Regions from separate parts of the Homo sapiens genome. Here region 1 is linked to region 2. A link is a loop called in an ENCODE intact Hi-C map of the cell type or tissue named here. Cell type or tissue: IMR-90. All regions are shown on one strand. Each heading gives the region's core, and the rest is flanking DNA. Links, peaks and the distances in the headings are about the cores only.

What was found. Peaks named below come from ENCODE experiments on the same cell type or tissue, not always from the same donor. Only the 100,000 strongest peaks of a DNase experiment are listed, where the experiment ranks them.
Region 1: a loop joins it to region 2, with 11 times the contacts of the local background. A loop is called at or near these places in 28 of 110 quality-filtered maps.

What each region holds. Positions count from the first base shown.
Region 1 is chr21:28,937,997-28,947,055 of GRCh38, forward strand. It overlaps LTN1 (listerin E3 ubiquitin protein ligase 1), which reads right to left. Exons shown (of 30, transcript NM_015565.3): 20 at 8,156-8,291; 21 at 7,811-7,955; 22 at 6,387-6,600; 23 at 5,671-5,908; 24 at 5,266-5,340; 25 at 3,224-3,410. Among named protein-coding and RNA genes, the nearest start is that of LTN1, 50 kb to the right of the region's middle. In IMR-90, for the core only: a CTCF peak has its summit at 2,383 (motif pointing left); a DNase peak (open chromatin) is centred at 2,365; H3K27ac peaks cover 227 bases.
Region 2 is chr21:28,516,823-28,525,881 of GRCh38, forward strand. No RefSeq gene overlaps it. Among named protein-coding and RNA genes, the nearest start is that of LINC00161, 18 kb to the right of the region's middle. In IMR-90, for the core only: a CTCF peak has its summit at 5,339 (motif pointing left); a DNase peak (open chromatin) is centred at 5,299; H3K27ac peaks cover 199 bases.

The DNA.
Region 1 (9,059 bases), core at 1,118-3,617, 420 kb after region 2:
TTCACATTGTATGACAGGCTAAAAACAGCTGGCCAAAACAATGACAAGAAAGAAAAGAAAGGTATAGAAATTATAGGTTAAAGAAACTAAAGAAATATGACAAGCAAATACAAACATGATTCTTGATTGGATCTTCAATAGAGAAGAAAATAAAACTATAGAGATATTACTGGGACAACTGAAAGTATCTAAATAAAAATTAGATATTATTGCATCAAAATTAAATTTCTTGAGTATAAAAATTATATTATGCTTATGTAGAAACATGTCCGTGATCTTAGGAGATATATGCTTAAATACTTTTGGTAAAGCATCAAAATATCTGCAACTTACTTTCAAGTAGATCAGCAGAAAAAAAGTAAATACAGAGAAAGTATGTGCAAATGTAGCAATATGTTAAAAGATGTATGTAACTTTTTTATCTAAAAGAGTATGTGATTTTCCATTGAATTATTCTTCCAACTTCATTGTTTAATTTTTCAAAACAAAAAGTTAGAGATTTTTAAAAAATTAATCACCAATATCAATGGACTTTTAAAAACACACATATACGACCCAGCAATCCCACTCCAAGGTATACAACACAAGTGAAAACATATTTCAACACAAAAGCTCGTACACGAATGTTCACAGCAGCTTTATTTTCAATAGCCAAAAAAAAGGAAACAACCTAAATGCCCATTAATGGATAAACAGATAGATAAACAAAATGTGATAGATCTACAAAATGGAGTATTATTCAGCCACAAAAATAAATGCAATACTTATGATACATGCTTCAATTTGATAATCTTGAAAATAATATACTAAAATAAAAGCCAGACACAAAAGACCAGATATGTGAAATGTCCAGAACAGGCAGATGCATAGAGACAGAACACAGTTTAATGGCTGTCAGGAGCTGCGGGGTTTGAGAGGAAATGGGAAGTGATTGCTATCAATTACAATGGGATGTTGAAAAGGTTCTAAAATTATATAGTGGTTAACAGTTGCACAACTCTGTGAATACAGTCAGCCCTCCACTTCCATGGGTTCCACATCTGAGAATTCAACCAATCGCAGATTGAAAACATTTGAGGGGCAAAAAAAGTGATTTAAAAAAACCAATACAACAATAAAAATACTAAAAACTTTAATACAGTATAGCAACTATTTCAATAGCATTTACACTGTATCAGTGATAACTAATCTAGAGATGATTTTAAGTAGTATACAGGAAGATGTGCATAGGTTAGATGCAGATACTATATGCCATTTTATATAAGGAACTTGAGTATTCGCTGGGGTGGGGGTCATGGGAGGGAGCCTGGAAACAATCCCCAGCAGATATCAAGGGATGACTATATACTAAAAACACCAAACTGTGTATGCTAAGTGGGTAAATTTTATGGTATGTGCAATATCTCAGTAAAGCTTTATAAAACAGACACAAAAACATACACATGTACATATACAACTTTTTCCAGTTCAATCTGATTTGCTAGTTTTTTTGAGAAAAAAGTTAACCCATGATTTAGGAACATTTAAAGTTTTCCGAAGAAAAATTCTGTTTATTTCAGGATTCATCTAATTAGTATTACTTAGTGGGTTATTCTGGTTTATCTGCCCACAGCTCAGTTCAAGTTTCAGACTCAATAATAATAAATGCTGCCGTATAATTTTGCACCCTAACCCAATCCCAGCTTAATGAAAAAGGTGACACATGGCCATTTTCCTAATTTCTGAATATAAAATGAGAACAAAACTCTTATACACAAATGCCTCAATCTGCTGCTATTTTTTAAAGATCAACAATATTTTAAGAAATTGATGTAAAAGCCAAATAAGGAGCTCTTGAAATATATCATCAGCAAATAAAACTAGCTTAAGTCACAAAAATAAGTGACAGGCCTAAAGAGAAAACTAATCTATTTAACAGCTAGATCAATGCTGCTTCTGTGATTTGACTTTTCCCCACAGATATACAAATGCAAAGATGCAAAAATTGATATCTTTGTACCAGGGTATAGGGTATGAGCAACAACATAAATTATAATTTAAAAATTCCAAAAAGTCACATTGGAAATGAATGCCATGAATACTTAATCACACTAAATGATAAACTAAATCTTTTTGTATTGACCTGTCAAAAGAAGGCACATATTTTATTAGGCTAATTCAATCAAAGATTGACAGAGATTTGGATCTTCCTTGTTCTTTTTGAGACAGGGTCTGGCTCTGTCGCCCAGGCTTGAGTGCAGTGGCATGATCTCAGCTCACTGCAACCTCCACTTCCCCGGCTCAAACTATCTTCAAGTGGGGATCCTTCTAACAGAAAAACTAGAGAGATCTTTCCAGTTTCTTCTTGGACAAGGTCTTACTTCCTAAACATGAGACAACAGAGACATCTAGTGGCTGCTAGAATAATTTGGACAAAATATTTCAGATATTTTCACCACTTAGGTAACAGTTTGAATTATTACATAGGTAATGTTTCACAGATCTCTCTCCAAACAGTGATTTTCAAGTAAGGTAAATTTCCAATGATGTATTAAGTTATATCTCCACAACAGAGTGACAAACTGACTCCCTCCGAAAAAAAAACAAAAAACACAAGATCCAATTCTTTTGAAATCATTACTATGATAGTACAAAATTAAATTATATAAATATTATTTCCTGAAATAAAAGAACCTGGTGACTACATTCAGTTAGAAAAAAGTTGATCTGGCCACCTATCAGAGTAATTACTTTTGCTTGGAAGGTAAGGTATAAGGGACAGGAGTAAACTTATTAAGCAGATGGAAGTTAGTTGGATAAAATGAGATTAGGCTGGGCGCAGTGGCTCATGCCTGTAATCCCAGCATTTTGGGAGGCCAAGGTGGGTGGATCGCTTGAGCTCAGGAGTTTGAGACCAGTCTGGGCAACACGGTGAAACCCCATCTCTACAAAAATATAAAAATTAGCCAGGCATGGTGGCTTGCACCTGTAGTCCCAGCTACTTAGTGAGAAGATCGGTTGAGCCTAGGAGGCAGAGGTTGCAGTGAGCCGAGATTGTGCCACTGCATTCCAGCACAGGCAACAGAGTGAGACCCTGTCTCAAATAAACAAAATAAAATAAATTTTAAAAGATGAGATTAAAACATAAGGATTTTCCTTTTATTAAACTGAAAGGAAGGTATTTAGAACAGTATCAGAAGCATATTAGGACAGAACTATCGAAAGTTGTCACATATTTATTTACCTGTGATGATGCAGCTTTGAAGAAAGTTAGTATTAATTTCCAAGTGAGAAGGTATCCCAGAACATAACAGAAGTCTTCACTCAGTGGTTTAATAGTAACTATCTGTCCAACAGGAATACACCCCAAAACATTTTCTAGTAAGTCCTCTTGAATGCTAAGAAGAGACATCAGTGCTGCTGGTGGTGACCTAAGAATCAATGATTAAACACCACAAGTTTTCTTTATAATTCATTCCTTAACAAATTGACAGTACTTGTAAACTTCAAGCATTTTAGAAAAATTTCTCTGTTTTCCAAAAAACGTTTTAAAAATTCCCCTCTATTGAGCCAATTTTAACTCCTAATCTCACATAACAGTAAAATAAAAAAGACATATTATAGCACTTGAAGGAAAGACATTTTTAGAAAACGTCTCTTTCAATTTTCTAAGTGAAAAAAAATCACACACCCAGAGAAGCCAAATGATGAGTCCAACGTCTTTCAGTTAGTAGGGGAAACTGTTAGGGATTCTAAATCCTACCCGGCCTTTTATCATCTTATAAAAGACAAAGTGAAGATTAAGACTTCGAACTTTGTCACTTCATTCTAGTTTCTATTTTATTGCATATTATCTACTTAGTACTATTAAGAAATATCACAATGATACTATTAATCGGATAAACACAGAAAATAATTATGTGCCTGTTTAAAAAATCATGATTGTAATCTTTTTAGGAAAATAAATGTACCATTCAGATTAATTCACAACAATGTAAGTTAATTTTCTTCTTTATTGAACTACTCTACTCATTTATACTTTCAGGTGAACTTATGAGATTCTCAAAAAGTAAAATACTTAACTCTCTTCTCCATGATACTCTAGCCTGGTTCTCTCCTTTCACTTCTGTGATCGTTCTTCCCTTGTGGCTTCCTTCTCCCAGCCCACAAGTACAGGCCTTCTCCAAACTTCTGCTCTTAGGTCTTTTCCTTCAACACCTCCATCTCATGTACCCAGCCTTCTATATTCCATACTGATAGTCACTAGATCTTATAAAATACCAGCTCCAAAATCTCTCCACTTTTCACATTGCCCTCCATGCATTGTTATTTAACTTCTGCAATCAGCTCCACCTCTGCTTGCTTCTTTTTACAATTCATGTTTCACATTAGTGTCAGAATCGGCTGGTGGCGCCCTATCTCCTACCAAGTAATGACCAAATCCCCCCAAAAAAGTCATTTTTAAGGCCATTTATTATAGGCCAGGAAGCATTCTGGCCTACAGCATTCTAGCCTATTTCTCTCTCAGAAATAAGAGAGAGAAATTCCTGCCCTCACAGAACTTACATTCCAGTAAAGAAAGATATTATCAATAAAACTATACATTAAGTGGTAACTACTCAATATTCCCCAAGCACATCCTCACATTCATGACTCAGTGCCTTTGTACATGATGTTCTCTTAACTTATGTTGTCTTTCCTGTCCTGCAGAAATGCTACCTAACCTTAAAGGTCCAGTTTAAATGCCTCTTCCTCAAAAGAAAGTCTTCCCTTCCTGATGTACATTAATTGTGCCCTCATACATGCTATCTTATATAGGCCTAACTGACCTTTAAAAAAAAGTTATCTATCCTTTTTCTTAGCACTTATCATATACTATATTTTCCATAACGCTACAGTATCATCTGTATCAGATAAATTCCTTAAGGAAAAGAAAGTGCTCACTAAACACTGCATATTCCCCTCAGCATTTAATTAATACTCTGCACAAAGTGGATGCTCAATAGATACTTGAACCGATACACTCTTTCCACAGCCACCATATGGCCAAAGATAGTTTTACTGAACAGTAGCAAACGGAAAATGTGATTTAAGAACAATTAAGAGAGTGACACAATCTTTTGGGTGAAATCTATATTTCATTTATATCTTACAGATAACTAAAAAGATCTATCTGTAGAATGAATATAACTCTATAGCTTCTGTGCTGCTTCAGTCCTCTAAAGACATTATAAGTGAGATGGATTATAAGAATTTAATAAAACAAATTATTTAAAAAAACCTTACAAGGCTGGCTCTTCTTCTTCATCTCCGTATGACTTTAGATTATCCTGATCATACTGTGGTAATTCAGGCATCAATCTAGAAATTAGAACATTATTTTTAAATATGTGATATTAAACTGTTTATTAAGTCGTGCTCAAGAGCAGAAAGACCAATACTTATTTTATAATGAGTAAATGTTTTAATGAGTTTTCTTTAAAATAACTACTATAGCCAGGACTATTGAAATATAAATTGTGTATAGAGAACAATAACCTAAAAGATGAGGCAACTTAGGGTCCCTATAAGTGAAGCAGTCAGATCTCCTTCTTTTAAAAATTTTACTTTAAATAATTAAAAGTAAAAACTAAGCATATATTCTATTTTTTTAGACCACTGTAACATTGATTCAATTGGATGAATTCTTACTTGTATAGCATATGATAAACAGCAATTTGCACAGGCCTAGCTCTGAAGAGGAGTAATGGGGCCAATGTATTTAACAAAGTCTGGAGATATTCTGGTAAGTTTGTTTTTTGGTCAGCAACTAATCTTGCAGGAAGTTTGTGACTCAATAGCTGTTCCTTTGAGATATACGTTAATGTTTCACACATGGGTTTCAGCATTGCATTCTGAAAGGATGTTTCAGACACATCTTTGTTTTCTCCTAATGACAAAAAGGAAAGAAACATGCACGTCTCAAAAGAAAGTTAGTATAGCTTAAATGATTCACAAACAATCAAATGTCATTTAAGAAAATGAAATAAAAACTAGACATAAACAATAAAGCAGTCTTAACTAGAAACATGAACTGAATATATATTCCAGTTAATCTCAACTGTTTTAATGACTTTTATCTGATCCAGCAAATGTTCAATAGCAAGGTTCTATTCACATCATCCATTCATGTTATCTGAAGTATTATTATTTTAATTTGCAACAGTCATTGGATACCTTGCCATTTTTCAATTTCTGTCTGTAAAGTAAAGCATAGATGATGCTTCTGAGAAGCCAAGCTTTCTCTTCTGGCTTTTTCTTTTACTATTTAGTATTATTTGATTTAAACATCAAAATTTTTGCTTTTGAATTTTTCAGTAAGTCATTTCCAATGAATCAATCTCACTATTATTCCCTTTTTCACTTGCCTGTAACAGTCACCAAAATAGGTAAAAGCAAACTGTGGATGCCTTGGGAAAAAAATTCTTTCCATTCACTGATTAGATTTACAGGAAGATTGCCAATGGTATCCAGAGTTGTGGAATCAAAGAAAGCACTGAGGTCACAGGCCAAATCACAGCTGACACAGGCAAACAGTTGCACAAGTGGAATAGAATACAATGCCTGATTCTCACTTGTTGTCTGAAAAAACAATAAAAATGAAATAGGTAAACAGACTTCTACCAGAACACTACAAATAAAGCCAATATAAAGAAAAGCCCCACTTTCATTTCTTTGAATTTTAAAACGAAAAGCAGTTGAGGTGTGTAATCTCAGGAGAAACATAAAATTTTACATCAAAATAACTTTTTTCTTCAAAATTAAATACCATGAATAGAATCATTAATAAACAATTTATTCTCAAGTACCCTTTTTAATTTCTAACCCATGGAAGGAAACACTAAGTCAGACACATTAAATACACATTTATAATCTTCTCAGTAGCCCTACAAGTTGTAAGTTATTATTTTAAAATAAGAAAATCGGCCAGGCACAGTGGCTCATGCCTGTAATCCCAACACTTTGGGAGGCTGAGGCAAGTGGATCACATGAGGGCAGGAGTTTGAGACCAGCCTGGCCAAAATGGTGAAACCGCATCTCTACCAAAAATATAAAAATTAGTCGTGCATGCTGGTGGGCATCTGTAATCCTGCTATTTGAGAGGCTGAGGCACAAGAATTGCTTGAACCCAGAAGGCGGAGGTTGCAGTGAGCCAAGATCGCACCATTGCACTCCAGCCTAAGCAACAGAGCGAGATTCTATCTCAAATTTAAAAAAAAAGAAAGAAAGAAAGAAAGAAAACTGAGTCTCAAATAGTTTAAGTTTAAAACTCTAAGTCACATAGCTAATAGCAGGCAAAGCAGAGATTCAGACCAATCCAACCCTGACTGACTTGCTGCCTTGGAGCCCACAAGTAATATACCTCTGGTTGCTTTGGGTCAAAAATTACACTAATTCCCTCTGAATCTGCTACTATTTAATGCATTACTCTCACAATATTCACACAGTATGTTTTAGAAATAATCTAATTATAACCAAAAAAGACCAAAATAATTGTCATTAACAGATAAAACCTGAAAGGGCTGTGCTGCAAATATTACAATAAGCTAATGGAGAAGGCATTTTAATAACAGGAGATTTGGTCACTGAATGATGCTGGTAGTCATTAAAAATCTATCATTTTACTATTCTGTCAAATAGTAGCTGGTAAGAAGAACATCTATAAAGTGTTTTAAATTATACAAAGGAACCAATTACAATCATCACTTAAAGAATGAGATTAGTAAATAGTTCTGATGCAAAAGTATGTACAAAAACCCACAAGAGGTGATGACATATCGGGTTAATTTACCTCCAACCAAGCCAACATGGAGCACATGATGAAGTCCCACTCACTCTCTGCCAAAGGGGATGAGCAGTATTTCAGAAATAGGGAAAGAAACCGGATTATTTCTATATTTACACCCAGTACCTCTGGACTTGCTTCTGATAGATTACTGTGATAAAGATAAAAACAAAAGACAATAAAAGATTATATTGACATTCAATTAGAAAGTATGCTACTTTAAATCTTACATACTTATTTATAACTGACTTAAATGTCTACCATAATTTCTCTACAAAATTGTGACACAGATACGTAATCTTTGTCTGAATTGTATACTGAAGGAAAAACATAGTATAAAGTATCACCTACCAACTGAAAAGAAAAATATCTTCATGCTCTTTCTTCCAGGATATTATGATTTTTAATATTCCATGTAATAGCTCTCCATCATCTATACTTTTGGTTTGCAGACAAGAATTGAAAATGGCAAGATGTCCAAAACCTCCTAAAGTAAAATTCAAAATGAAAATTAAAAATATTTAAGAACTATATCGCTACTATTAAAAAAAAGTCCACTTTGAGAAGTAAAAGACTTTCTTGAGAAGTGTTCAGGTTAAGAACTCTAATAATGACTTTTATCTAAGAGTCAACAAATGAGCTTATAAGCTCCAAAGGGCAGAGACCCTGTCTCCAAACCCAGCACCTAGCACACAATAGAGAATTTGGGGGAGGAGAAAGAGTGAATGATGCTGTAATTTAAACTGACTTATGCTGTTTTTGTTTTGGTTTCTTAAGTGCAGGACATATTCAGCAAACTCATCATTCAAATAAAAAAAACCCTACAGCTACAGAGTAGCTGGAAACAGCAAATGGAAAATAGAACATACTGTTTCATAATTTATACATTCATTCACTCAATAGCAGCTAGTACATGTGGTAAACTCTGATGTGGACTCACTCTTTAGAATCTCTACCATTCCTCAAAATCCATCCACTGGTGTATCTTAACACCCTCTGTCCCCAACCTTCTATCTTACATACCAGCCAAAATGAACAATCTGTACCCTTGTATGTTTTTGTGTACCTGGAATGCCCTTCCCCAACTATGTCCATATGGAAAACTATTTATCCTTCAACACCCAGTAGAAATATTTCTCTTTGTGAAATTGCCACTAACACCCTCAAAGCAGAGTGGAAACTCCTTCCTTTCTGCCACTTCTATACATAGCACATCTTTTTGCTACATCGGTTATCACATAATACAACTTTATGT
Region 2 (9,059 bases), core at 3,924-6,423:
TGGTATGTATCCAATTTGGAAGCATAATTTCTATTATGCCTAAGAGCATGGCCAATTTCCTGGGTGTTACACTTGGGTAGTTGCACAGGGCAACTACAGAAAGGGCCAGGCTCTTGGTCTAATGCTTTGCTGTAGTCATCTTGACATTTTAAGAATCTCACCTTTGAGCCTGTGTTTCATACATTTAGTCCACAGGGACAATGAAACATGTACGTGAGCAGGGGACATACCCTGGAAAGCAGCCAGGGCACGCAGGGACTCAGGCCCTGTTACTGCTAGCAGTCAGCAGCAGGGAGCATTTGGCCTGGTCAACCACTGCACACACCTGGGGCAGTCTTGGGCACCTTGCAGCCTCAAGGGGGCAGCCTAGCTAAGACTCTGGCCCAGATTGTCACTGACAATGGCGGCAGTATCAAAAGCAGTAGTAGTGAGAGTAACAGCTGCAGCCCTACAGGAAAAGAGAATCTCCCAAGGGGAAAGGACCCTCAGAATGAGAGACCAGCTGGCCTGGCTATCCTGCAACCAATTTCTGCAGTATCTGTGCAAATACCCACTCCCTGGCCTACGAGCAGGGACAGGAACTTCCAGTGCTCAGGCAGTATATTTTATCAGTAAGCGATTACACTTTAAAAGCAGGCACATGGACACTGCAATAAAATAAATTAGGGAGCTATTAGGATTTTTCAGAGTTTCGGATCTCTGGTTTAAAATCTGCTAGAATATTGCAAAGTAAATATCCATAGGCTTAGAAGAAGAAACTAAAAATTGTTGCAATTGATGGAAAAGAGCATTCTTTTCATGTGATACTTCAGATAAATTATTAGTGAGAATGAAAATTTTAAATCTAATTTAACTTGTAACTGAAGATAAAGTGATAGAATGTATAAACAAATATATCCAATTCTAAACAAATCATGAACCACTTTCAGTTTCTTGTATGACCTCCCTAAAATACAGAAATGTCAGAGGAAACATTAAATGCCACTATATAAATGTGCATTTAATTCATATTTCTACAAAACTGATTTGTATGAAAAGTTAAATCTTTTTGAAAAAACCGTTCCCCGAGATTCTTTAGCTCTAGATGTACTAAAATTTATATTTTGAAATAATTTATCAGAAAATAAATTCATTAAAAGTATAAATTGTGTTGTACCAATAAATAAATTCCCAGATAAGCAAGCCAGAAAAATTATGCAATGAATCATTATATCCCACCAATAAAGTTTTATAACATATTCTGTTGTCACCAAAAATATTACTGTTTGCATTTATAAGTTTATGTTTACTCATTTATTACTATTGCCCTTATTGCATGTTATAAATAAAATATTTTTACATGAAAAGGCTTTATATTAAGGTTTTGGTCCAGTTTTGCTAAAATATAAATTCCAAAACCCTATGCTGAATTAAGTGTGAATCCACTGTTATGCCAACCATTCGAATCAGAATCACCTGGAATTCTTATTAAATATACAAATCCCTTGGCCTCACCCCAAACCTATTCTGTCAAACCCCCTTGGGAAGGCAGGGCTGCAGGGAAACATGAGCATTTGCCTTTATAATGAGCTCCCAAAGTTCCTTTAACCACACTTCCTTTATTTGCTTTTTGAAGAAAGGGCACTGCGTGTTAATTTTGCATTTTCCCCCACAAATTATGTAGCAGGCTCCACCTGAGAGGAAGTAAACTTTGAGATCATTTTATGACTGAGAAGACTGAAATCCATGAGGGTTGAATGGCTCAGCCGTGATTTCAAAGCTAGCTATGGAGAACAAATTTCTAGACTTTGAATTTGAGAGGATAGAGCCTGGAGCTGATCAAGAACCCACTTAGAAACCTCCAAATTATTAGAAGATATGGATCTGCTCCTTAGAGCTAACTTTCCTGGGTAATCAAGACCACAGGGAAACAGAGACGCAGCTGAGGGTGCACAGTAAGCAGCCAGAGCATAGAAAACAAAGAAGGGGATGCTCTGCCAGCCTGCCATCCAATAGGGAAATGAGTCATTGGACTTAGCCAGATCTACTGATCCTTTTCTTTTCAGTGAACACTTGCAAAAACAAATCTCAAGCAAGAATGGATCAAATAAACGTTTTCTTTAAACACTTTCATGGTAAGGGTGTGGTGAAATTGTAATCCTTGTGGATCGTTGGTGAGAATGTAACATGCTGCAGCCACCATAGAAAACAGTTCAGAGTCTCCACATAGAATTACCACATGATCCAGCAATTCCATGACTAGACATAGACCCCAAAGAATTAAAACAGAGGCTCAAACAGACCAATGTTTGTAGCAGTATTATTCACAATAGCCAGTTAGAAACCCAAGTATCTATCAACAGACGAATGAATAAACAACACGCGGTATACACATAAAATGAAGTATTATCTAGCCACGTACAAGAATGAAATCCTGATGCATGTTACAATATAGATAACTTTGAAAGCATTATGCTAAATGAGATGGCAGACACAATATTGTATAACTTCATTCATATGAGGTACCTAGAATGGTGAAATTCACAAAGACAGAAAGTAGAATGGAGGTTACCACAGGCTGAAGTGGGGGGAATGGGGATTTATTGTTTAATGCGTACAGAATTTCAGTTGTGATCATGAAAAAGCTCCGGAAATAGAGACCAGTGATTATCACACACCATGGTAAATGTACATATTGTCACTGAATTATACATTTAAACATGGTTAAAATGGTAAGTTTTATGTTATATGCATTTCACTACAGTAAAAAATAAACTATGATAAGATATAAATAATTTTTTTAAAAAACTCTAGGCCCCTACAAAACATATTGTCTGGGTTCCAGATTATTTTCATTTCCTTATCAATTTAATATCTCAGAAATTAAAATCAAAGTTCTAAAAATATCCCCAATCTTTATTGACATTTGAGTGCCCAAAGGCAATGGTAAATCCAATTTATAGTAGAACTGATTTGAAGAATATTATGAACAAATGAGAAATGTGAGAACATTTAACTGTCTCAGAATCATTGAATTTTAGAGTTAGAGAGAACTTCAGATATCTTGTTCAATGTTTTCCAAAATGTATTTCACTGACCACTCATCCCACAATATATTCCATCATAAAAGGGTTCTATGCCAAGTCATCATAAAGAGACTACACTTTATTTTTTTATTATTTATTTATTTTTTTGAAACAGGGTCTTACTCTGTTGCCCAGGCTGGAGTGCAGTGGCCCCATCATGGCTCACTGCAGCCTTGACCTCCCTGGGCTCAGGTGATTCTCCTGCCTCAGCCTCCCAAGTAGCTGGGACCACAGGCATGCGCCACCATACCCAGCTAATTTCTGGGCCTGGGTTGGCTTCTCTCTAGCTATTTGACTTTAGGTGAATCACCCCAACCTTCTGATTTCCAGTTTTCTCATTAGCAAAATGAATGGGTTGAATTAGATCAATGTTTCCTCCAAAAGGACCTGTGATTAAATGAGTTTGGGGGGAAAGGAGGTAAAAATAAGCAGTGGTCTATACTGCGTTGATTCTGAAACCATTTCCACAGAGTCATCCACCACAGATTTACCCAGTATATTTGGAGAGAGGGGGGTTTGTCACGTTGCCCAGACTGGTCTCAAACTCCTGGGCTCAAGCTATTTGCCCTCCTGTAGACATCAGCAAATCAGCCCTGTGCATTTTAAATAAACCAGACCTGTTTTGCATGCCAGTGATTCTCAAATTGTAAAGAACACAGTAATCACCTGGGGGTCTTGCAGAAGTGCAGATTCTGATTAAGAAGGTCTGGGTGGAATCCAGGAATTAGCATTTTTAACAAGCTCTCAGGGCTGCTGCCGCTGTTGGTCCTGGATCATATATTCTGAGACAAGGCTAGAGAAGGCACTGCAACCTCGGACAGCACAGGGGTGAGAGTGTGCAGGTAGGTAGGGCCATACCAGTTGTGAAAATATTGACATACTTCCATGCTGACTGATAAGTAACCACTGAAGGAGCATCCAGACTCCCCAGGATCCAGAAACAAATACCAGATTCCACTTGGGGGTGATATGGTTTGGCTGTGTCCCCACCCAAATCTCACCTTGAACTGTAATAATCCCCATGTGTGAAGGGTGGGGCCAGGTGGAGATAATTGAATCATGGGGGTGGTTTCCCCCATACTCTTCTCGTGGTAGTGAATAAGTCTCATGAGATCTGATGATTTTATAAGTGGGAGTTCCACTACACAAGCCCTTCTTCTTGCTACCATGTAAGACATGACTTTCCTCCTCCTTCACTTCTGCCATGATTGTGAGGCCTTCCCGGTCATGTAGAACTGTGAGAATTAAACCTCTTTCCTTTATAAATTACCCAGTCTTGGGTGTGTCTTTATCAGCAGCATGAGAACAGACTAGTAGAGGGGGTCTCAGAGCCACTTCAGAGTTGCAGCCAGCATTCATTCTGATTGGTCAATGACAGGCTGAACAGTTGTTTACTGTTTAAAGTAGGTTACCCTGGAAAAGGTCTTACCAGACAGGCAGCTCCCAGTAAATCTGTGGTGGATGACTCTGTGGAAATGGTTTCAGAATCAATGCAGTATAGACCCCTGCTTATCTTTACCTCCTTTTCCCCCAGACTCATTTAATCACAGGTCCTTTTGGAGGAAACATTGATCTAATTCAACCCATTCATTTTGCTAATGAGAAAACTGGAAATCAGAAGGTTGGGGTGATTCACCTAAAGTCATATAGCTAGAGAGAAGCCAACACAGGCCCAGAAATCTGTTCTTCTCACTCTCACAGTCATGCCCAATTGAGTTTTCCTAATATATAAGATGGTTTAGTTCAGCAATTGTAGAAGAGGGATAACCTATAAAGCTTATATTGCAAACCAGGTAAACTATCTGAATTAGCATTACTTTAAAGAAGAATCTCTATTTCTTTAACTCCAAACCCTCAGCTACGAAATATATTTTTATCAGGGTTATAGAGGTATTATGTGAAAATTCTACTGTATCTAAAATCTTCAGGTCATGCTGTCCAAAACCCCTCACCAGAGATGCAGAATTGAGCTAAAGTGACTTGCTTAATGTCACCAGCACAATGGCTATTTAGTGACAAATCCAAGACCAGTACCCAGATCTCTTTACTCTCATTGTGGAGCTTGTTTCTGCAAACCGCAACTGGATTCACTTTAGTTTTCTAAAGGAAGTATCTGAATGAATGACTGTTTAGCACAGCCCAAGCTGCTGTGTAACTAGGTCACTGAATACAAGTTTACTTTTCTTAAGAACAAGGTGTGAACAACCACCATCTGAGCATGAATGAGACCTGCAATGGTGTACTATAGGCTTGAGGAAACTGCCCTCTGCTGGGATGCAGTGATGCTGCCTTTCACCATACCTTTAAAAGAAGGACTGAACTATTAAATATTCCCCGAGGTTCAATGAGGAATAAAGGAGGCACGCAGAGATATTGGTACACGGAAGCAAAACGTTTTGCCATATGCCTTCTTAGAAAATTATTTTCCAGCTGCAGTCAAATTCCCTTTAACAACTGCATCTGCATTTGTAACCCCTACGCAGCATCCCGGCTGCTCCACGATGGCCTTGGGGGATATCTGTTACAGGGCTGGATGCCCTCTTATGAGAAATCTGGGAGTTGTATGCCCTGATTCTCACCCACCTCAAACCAAGAGGACACAGTGGTTACCGTTGTGTGTTACCAGATAAGGTTACAGAAGGGATCAGAGAGGTGTCTGTGATTCAGTTCAAGGCCAAGGTAATTGCTACAACTTCAGCACTGAAGCGTTTTACAAAGGAAATAGCACCATCAGGTTGCAACACTGGTTTTCCTGTTCAATCTTAAAAAGGAACTGCCCTCAATAAATCATCTTCCTAATGGAAATGACAGAATTATTCTCCCAGGAGGACAATACAAACCACACATCCCTCTTAATAGGAAGGAAACACAGAGCCACAGCTGCCTGGGAGGATCCAAGGCTTCCAAGGGATTTGTTTCCCCTTTGTCCCTCTGAGGTCACTTTTTACAAATTTTCTAAGTCATTGTTTACATGTAAACATAGACCCCCATCTCCTCAAATATGTTGTCTGTTTCATTTTTTTCTAAAAACTATGTCTATGGTTAATGTAAGGGAAAAAAATCATCATATATCTAAAGCAAAAAGTAAAGTTGTAAATCAGAGTAAGGTATGTTTTTGTTAATAATGCCAATAAAATTAAATGCAAAAAAACAGAGTGGTAGCTTTTGGAGAAGACTGTGTGATTATCTCTCCTTCTGCGTTTGTCTTATTTTTAAATATTGTATATTTTTATAATTGGATTATAAAATTCTTGTTATTTAAAATCATTTATTCGATCATGTATAATCTACCACAAGGGTTTGATGCATACCAATATCACTAGCAACTTTTAAAAGTGGAGCAGAAATATATAGATCATATAATGGGATTTTAAAACCAGAACTAATAATTCACTTTCACGTTCTCTATCAATTGCATTACGTTTATTAAGAATTAGTAATAAACTTTGCATATGGCATTTGGCAAAGAAACTTCAATTCATTTCTTTAAAAATGAATTTGTTAGAACTCCAGGTTTCTTTTCCAATCAAAACTTTAGGAAATGCCACTCCCAAACCAACTGAACAGCCAGGCTTTTGGTTTCTGAGAAATTCTTGCCCAGGTCACCAGAGAATGAAAGGTCAACTTTGAGGAAGTTTCTGGAACAAGGAAGAATATCAGTGAAATTGGCTGGAATTTTTTGAGCGGTGAAAAAAAAAATCCCTTGACTATTAAGTAAGCTATATGTGAGTAAGGTCACCGTTTTATCAAATTCATCCTGGGCATTTGGTCAGATCCTTTGAAACTTTTTCCCATGGTTAACATTCTATTTTGTTGCATTTTTGGCATGATGACTAAGAGATTTGGGGCACTGGCCCAAAAATCATAATTTTTTTTTGTTGTTGTTGTTATAACAAATTAATAAATTAGAGGAAATAGGTGTTCTTTTTTTTTTTTTGGAAATTCACAATGAATAGCCTACTTTGGGGAGAAAAACATCACAATTTGTTACATGTTCTTTTTGCATTCTTAATTTTTATTTTTTCTGCCATGATAAATCTTATGGAGCTCTTAAACAGAAGCGTTTTCCAAATACGGTTCTTAAGACCCTACAGTTTTCTCCCGCTTCCATCTAAAGATCTGCATGAAGCCAAAGTTTCTTTATATGTTTCATCCAAAATAACATGTTGTAATAGACTGAATGCAGAAGCAGATAAAAGAAATTGTCTTCTATTAAGCCAGACATAAAAGATTTTCAAAAATGTGAAACAATGACGTTTTCTCACTTTCCTTGTTTCAAAAAATAGTTACTTTTCACAGAAATATGTCATTTATGGAAATAAATTTAGTATTTTTCATTAATTGCTTTTGTCCATTACTATTATTTGTAATGTATTAGTAAATACATATTTTTTATTTTCTCAATATTAATTTCAAATACAGTAAATAGCAACAGAAAGAACCAACCGAAATAGAAACTCTTTGGGATCCTCAAATTTCTAACAATGTAAGAAGGTCCTAAGATCAAAAAGTATGAGAATTTCTAAGATAGAGAAGCCCCTTCCTTTTTAAGTTTCATGTACACGTTTCTGGCGGGAATAGAGCCTGTACTATATCTCTGCACAACTCTCAGAGATACTTCTTTGAACCTTTGAGATTTTAAATAGACTATTAGGGTTGACCACCCTGCTCTCAAACAATGTGTAAGGGTATTTACAATCTGTAACCCTGCTATAAGTCATAAATAAAATGGAGCTAGTGAAGAGAACTTTTTATCTGGGGTAATCAATAGGTGCTGAATTTAAGAAGACAGCAGCATTGTCCTCAGGCATAAAAGGCAAATAAAAACAAACGCACACATCCCATCATGCAGGAGTTTAAACACCACGTATAAGTATATTTCCATATCTTAATTGATGAATTTATGATCTATTCTGTACAGATATTCTGATTTATACTAAATATAAGCCAGTTTAGCCCCCCCGAAGCAGCTCAATACATGCCTAATTTTGTATCACACGCTGTAGAACCAAACTCCTTCTTTCTATTAAACTACTACTACAGGCTTCATTTATGTTGTTATCCTTGCCTAAAAAAATGCCCCCTATTCTTTCCTTTACTTTCAAAGCTCAAGCTAAGTTGTACCTTCCTCTACCAAGATTTCCTTGATAAAATTCAATGAAATAAACTGTTTGCAAACATGGCCCTAATTCTCTACATCTCCCTGTATCCATACCCTTTCCAGGTGGCTTTAAAATTTCTCTCATCGAAAAGTAGAGTCTGTTTTCCTATTCTTTGAAACTTAGCCTACCTTGTGATTCACTTTGTCCAGTAAAATGTAATGCAAGTAACAGCATACTAGTTTTAAGCAAAGACCTCTCTCTCTTGCTCCTTTGTCTTCCTCACAAGAACGAGATCACAAGAGCAGTTGGAAGATGACAGACCACATGGAGCAGAGCCTTATCATCCAGGTTGAGGCCATTCTAGAACAGCAAACTCCAGCTGGCCTACCATTTGACTGAAGATGTGTGAATCAGCCAAACCAAGAGCATATATTTCTGGCCTAGGTGAAAATAACCAACTAGCCAAACTATAAACTTGTGAGAAATAATAAATAATTTTTGTTTTAAACCACTAAGTTTTTGAATGGTTTGCTATGCAGCATTATTTTAGCAATAGATAACTGATTTGCTAATCCTCTAATTTCCCCAGAGAATGAACCATATATCTGCAATGAGTCCTAGACATTTTTCCTTCATTATATACTGTCTTAGGCTGTGAATTGGTGTTTCTGAACTACTTGAGAGACTATAGTACACCTTAGCTTTCCTGTTTTTGGCTCAATAGATATCTAATTGGTACATGGAGCAATTGGGAAACTTAAATTTCTAGACATAGAAGGATTCTTCAAAATTACTAATTTCTTACCTGACATACATTTTCCCCTGAAATTACAATTTTAAGGAAATTTGTCTTTTAAGGAACGAATTTATCTTTCTTTTGCTTATTTTTCCT